Linked DNA regions of Homo sapiens: region 1 is linked to region 2. A link is a loop called in an ENCODE intact Hi-C map of the cell type or tissue named here. Cell type or tissue: A673. All regions are shown on one strand.

Evidence for each region. A loop is a pair of places that touch in the nucleus more often than their neighbours do. Peaks named below come from ENCODE experiments on the same cell type or tissue, not always from the same donor. Only the 100,000 strongest peaks of a DNase experiment are listed, where the experiment ranks them.
Region 1: a loop joins it to region 2, with 7 times the contacts of the local background. A loop is called at or near these places in 2 of 110 quality-filtered maps.

Annotation. Positions count from the first base shown.
Region 1 is chr3:76,810,525-76,813,024 of GRCh38, reverse strand. It overlaps a transcript of ROBO2 not described here. Among named protein-coding and RNA genes, the nearest start is that of ROBO2, 230 kb to the left of the region's middle. In A673, no CTCF peak of the experiment used is centred here; DNase peaks (open chromatin) are centred at 24, 544 and 1,414; H3K27ac peaks cover 2,221 bases.
Region 2 is chr3:76,752,366-76,754,865 of GRCh38, reverse strand. It overlaps a transcript of ROBO2 not described here. Among named protein-coding and RNA genes, the nearest start is that of ROBO2, 290 kb to the left of the region's middle. In A673, a CTCF peak has its summit at 1,088 (motif pointing left); a DNase peak (open chromatin) is centred at 1,065; H3K27ac peaks cover 474 bases.

The sequences.
Region 1 (2,500 bases), 58 kb before region 2:
CAAACAATAAGATGTATTTATTTATTCAACTATTTGAGGAATCTCCTAAGCAAGTGTCTTTTTGATTTGTGTCATGGATGAGATTTGCTAAAAAAAAAAAAAAAAAAAAAAAAAATTTATACTTCTGTGCCAGGACACTTTTATTGTAGGAAACAGATTACATTTAATTGGATTTCTGTTCATGCCATTAATAACACTTGTGAGAAAATTTCTTCCGTTACTAATTTTGCTCTATGTCTTTCACAGTTGCATTTCTTATGTTTAAAAAGTGTTGGCAGGATATCTATTAATATTTTATGAGTACACTTTAGAAAGCTCTACTGTCTTATTTTAATTATAAGTTTTTTATTTGAGAACTAATATTTTTTGCTTCTGTGTGCAACTGAATATTTTCTTTCTGAGAGAAAGATTAAAAAGTCATCATAATACATAATTGATTGTAATCCAGAAAGGTAGAAAAATACCATAGATGTCCAATTCTTTTCTGTTATTGTGTTTTGTTGTTCAAGTTTCCCTTTTTTTTTAAATTAAGGCAGAAACTTCTGTTTCACTCAAGTCCCCCAAAAATCCTTCCCAGATTTACAAATCTCTCTGATAACTAAGGGCTGCGATGCTCAAATACTCATGGTCTTTGGGCATGAAATGGCCTACTTCAAACACGTTTTTTTTTTTTTTTTTTCAAATAGCTTTTATCTTTAAAATTTGTATAATTTTTAAAATTTTTAGCCTGTGGTATATCAATTTGTTTCAATATAAGAAATAATGCTGCAAATCATTTAACATAAAATAAATTTAGCAGTTTAGGAAGGACATCACCTGGAATTGTATCCAGCTCCCTTACTAAAAAAATGAGGCTGGGCACGGTGGCTCACACCTGTAATCCTAGCACTTTGGGAGGCTGAGGCAAGTGGATCATGAGGTCCAGAGATCAAGACCATCCTGGCTTGCTAACACGGTGAAACCCTGTCTGCACTAAAAATACAAAAATTAGCTGGGCATGGTGGTGGGCACCTATAGTCCTAGCTACTTGGGAGGCTGAGGCAGGAGAATCGCTTGAACCTGGGAGGTGGAGGTTGCAGTGAGCCAAGATTGTGCCATTGCACTCCAGCGTGGGATACAGAATGAGACCCCATCTCAAAAAAGGAAGGAAGGAAGGAAGGAAGGAAGGAAGGAAGGAAGGAAGGAAAGAAGGAAGGAAGGAAGGAAGGAAGGAAGGAAGGAAGGAAGGAAGGAAGGAAGGAAGGAAGGAGGGAAAGAGAGAAAGGTAATTAAGCAAAAAGCCAGACAAGCAGTCTGGAGATGAGATATAGGCATGAAGTCTTGAAATTACAGCAGTCTGTCTCCCAATCCTTTCTTGATGTGAATGTCAAGAATTGAGATTTGGTTTTCTAGCTCAGAGGACACAAGGCCCAGAGCTAAAAATGCCTACAGGGTGATGATTCACCAAAACTTGTAGTTATGGGTGAGTTGGTCACCAGGAGTTTGGATGAGGTATAAAGTCCACAACATTTAAAACACGACATTTAAAACCAAATCTAATGTTCCAGACATCCTCTGATGAGCAAAGAGAATAGTTGAACAACTACTTCCCAAGATCTGTTTGATTTTATCTCAACATTCTAGAATTTCATCCTTTTAAGGTATGACATAAGCAATATTATTTTACTGATAAGAAAATGAAAAATGAACAAACATGAAATAATAATTTATCTGAGACTATTCTGTGTTTTCACTTAGAGTTAACAATACCATCATTTTCTCCAGGTCCTTGTTCTTGGAAAAGCTGGACATTCACCAAGTACTCTATATCTCAAAATCATCCAACCACAAATGCTGGACTTCTCTCATGAAGCCACTGGATTCTGCTAACCTAAAGATAGTCTTTTCCCAAACTTTGAATATTATAGACCTCAATAATAAAAATCATTTTGAAAAAAATTGATGTCTGCTTATTAGTCATGCAACACTATGAGTTTGTCCACCTCATCATGAAGTCCTTATTTAGTAATGAAATGCTGATTAACACTGATTAACTGATAAATCACTGATTAAAATGGTTCATTAGGCAAGTAACTTGCATCTTATTAATAAACAACCAAATTATCTTCATCTCACATACTGTCACTAAATAGTTTAGTCTTGGAAGGAATTATCTATCTTCTCCAAATAGTAATGCTTTGTTTCTTAATACCTTTCTTAATTTCAAATGCCAGTCTCTTACTACACTTACAAATGGAATTTTAAAAGCTAAATTATGTAATTTTTTGTTTTCAGGTTAGCTTTTCACCATTTCTTGGGTAATGTTACATAAAATATTGTACCTAAAACCTTCATGCTAAATACTCAGCAAAATGATAATATTCAGTAGTCTTGAATCCTTTTAAATTGTGTCTGTAGTAGCTGTTTCTTCTTCTTCCTGCCCCCAAAATATGAATGCTGCCTAAGTTTATCTCCTAGCTGGTGTCTTCCTCTCTTTACTCTTTTCTTAGAGATCTAATCT
Region 2 (2,500 bases):
TCCTAAATTATTTTGCAATTTCCCAACCCTCCTGTCACACAATAGTGCCACAAGCTGATACTTAAATCCCTATGTGTAATGACAAAGTACCAAACTTCCTAATTAATAATGAGTCTCAAATTCAGCTATCTCAAGTATGTTATTAGCAATAACCTTGAGGCGTCTATGCATGAGTTATTGATAGGGATGTCTTGTCCAAAACATGATTCCAGCACTTGGATAGTCCTAATAATATCTGGCTAGCAGTATGTTTCTTAATTGGAAATAATAAAAGAAACAGTATTACCACAAGTAATCAGACTTTCTTAGTTATGATACTTACACATCATAAGGCATGTGATTTATTCAACTATTTGGAGCTTCTCCAGGCACACTAGAACATAAATAAAACACAGAAGAGCAGCAAGACTGGGGAAATCACAGTGCAGTTTAGGAATTATGAAGGGGTTATGCTGCCCCTCCGCTTCAGTGTTGCAGCCGTAATGTATACGGTGCAGTTAACCTTTGACAGATAACGAGGCTTCTGTCCAGATACTAATATACAGAATATTTCGTGTCTTTCAAAGTACACCTTCAAAAGCTATTTGACAGAACCAGTCTTATATTCTAATTTCTCTAACGGCCTAGAGAGAAAACATTTTCTTTTTTTGAATTTTTGGTGAATATATTATTCTGAACTGCCCAAAAGGAAAGCCAGCTCCTGTTTGAAATCACAGCTATTAATGAAAGTATATTTTCTTTCTCCTTCCTGCTATTTCTATTAGAAATGCAGTTTATCTTTTGAATATACAGCCTCTAATGTCTTTCCTTTATTATATTTATACCAATAAAAAATTTTACAAAGATTAGTAGCAGGTAGTATTATTTTCACTGATTTATATAGGTTTTATATATTGGATGCTTAAAAACAAAGCATAAAGGCAAGGAATTAAAAATAATATCTAACTGGACAAAGAAAAGGGCAATAGTTTTGCCATAAAATGTTCACCAAGCTAAATTTGTTTCAGTTATATTGAGAGCCAGTCCTGAAACTATCAACTCCAGAGAAATTACTTTGCCTGTAATGCTAAGAGCAGCCCCTACTGGTTACAGTCATATAATTGAGACAGGGGAAATTTTAATGAAAAAAGTTAAAATATTAGAACAGAAAATATTGGAGCGTTCTGTCTTTTTAAATAGCAATGGTCTCTTTTTTTACTCTTTTTCAGTATGTGACCTGCCATATTTGCTATAAATCGCATATGAAGTATCAAATACTTAAATCTCATTTTTTGTTTCCTTTGAAGAAATTGTTTTAGATAATGCTCAAACAACCTTCCACTTGACAGAGAGCTTGCCAAAATCAGCCTTTGACAAAATTCATCTGTTAACAAGGAAAAACTAAGGAAGCATACTGTGGATGTATATTTGTAGTTTGAAATAAAAGTATAATTTTATTGGATTCATACATTATTGAATCATTATTTTCCAAATGCATAAGGGCATATTAAAAAATAATAAAACATTATATATGTTTAAAATTATGGCCCCATAAATGAAATCAGGAAATCAACAAAAATTGATTTAAAATATTTTAAAACTTTTTTCTTGCTCTAATCACCATTTTGTTGGAGGTAATTGATGAATAATAACAAAAGAATTTAAAACAAATGGAAATAATTCTGTGCTTATATTTTCTTCTCCTTTTCTGACATGTCTTCCCAAATGGCTTTACACCTAACTTCAGCACAGTGTTTCTTTGTCTATTTAAGTCTTTGACAAGACATTTAAAGAACTGAAATGATTTGTGTGTACGTATGTTTTGCATATACCTTTAAAAATACCAGAAATGTCTTACTTAACTCTTTTGAATTAATATCCAAATGATAAACATTAACATATTTGTTTAATTGGGTCATATTATGAATTCTTCATTGGGCAATATTGAATTTTCTAATGTTTGCATTCTAAGTGTTTTGCAAAATATGTTCTGTGTAATCACAATCCTCTCATATGCTACTTAGAAACAAAAATACAAAAAAGTCCCTAAAGCCTTAGAAGTTTTTTTTTAAATGCTGCATACTATATTCCCTTAAAGATTCTGAGTGCAAATTAGCATATTCAACTCTTTAATGCATCCTTTAGTAAAGAAACATGTTTAATTTTCTCTAATCCAGTTTTCCTCAAACACTTCAGTAACACGGAAACTCTTTTTCATAGCAAACCTATGAAGATCTTATGGGACTGGTCTCTTTGGGGAATATATTTTCTGTAATGTGATTCTAATTCTTTAAGGATGAATACTGAGACTGCTTTAGTCTTAGTCCTTACCTAACACCTCCTCAATCTTGAACACTTCTGGACTAATCTAGAGAAAAAATGTATCACAAAGGACTGTCTTGGCCATGTCCCCAGGGATGTGCCATCATTTTTTTTCTTTTTTTTTTTTGTTTTATACTTTATGTTCTAGGGTACATGTGCACAACGTGGTTTGTTACATATGTATACATGTGCCATGTTG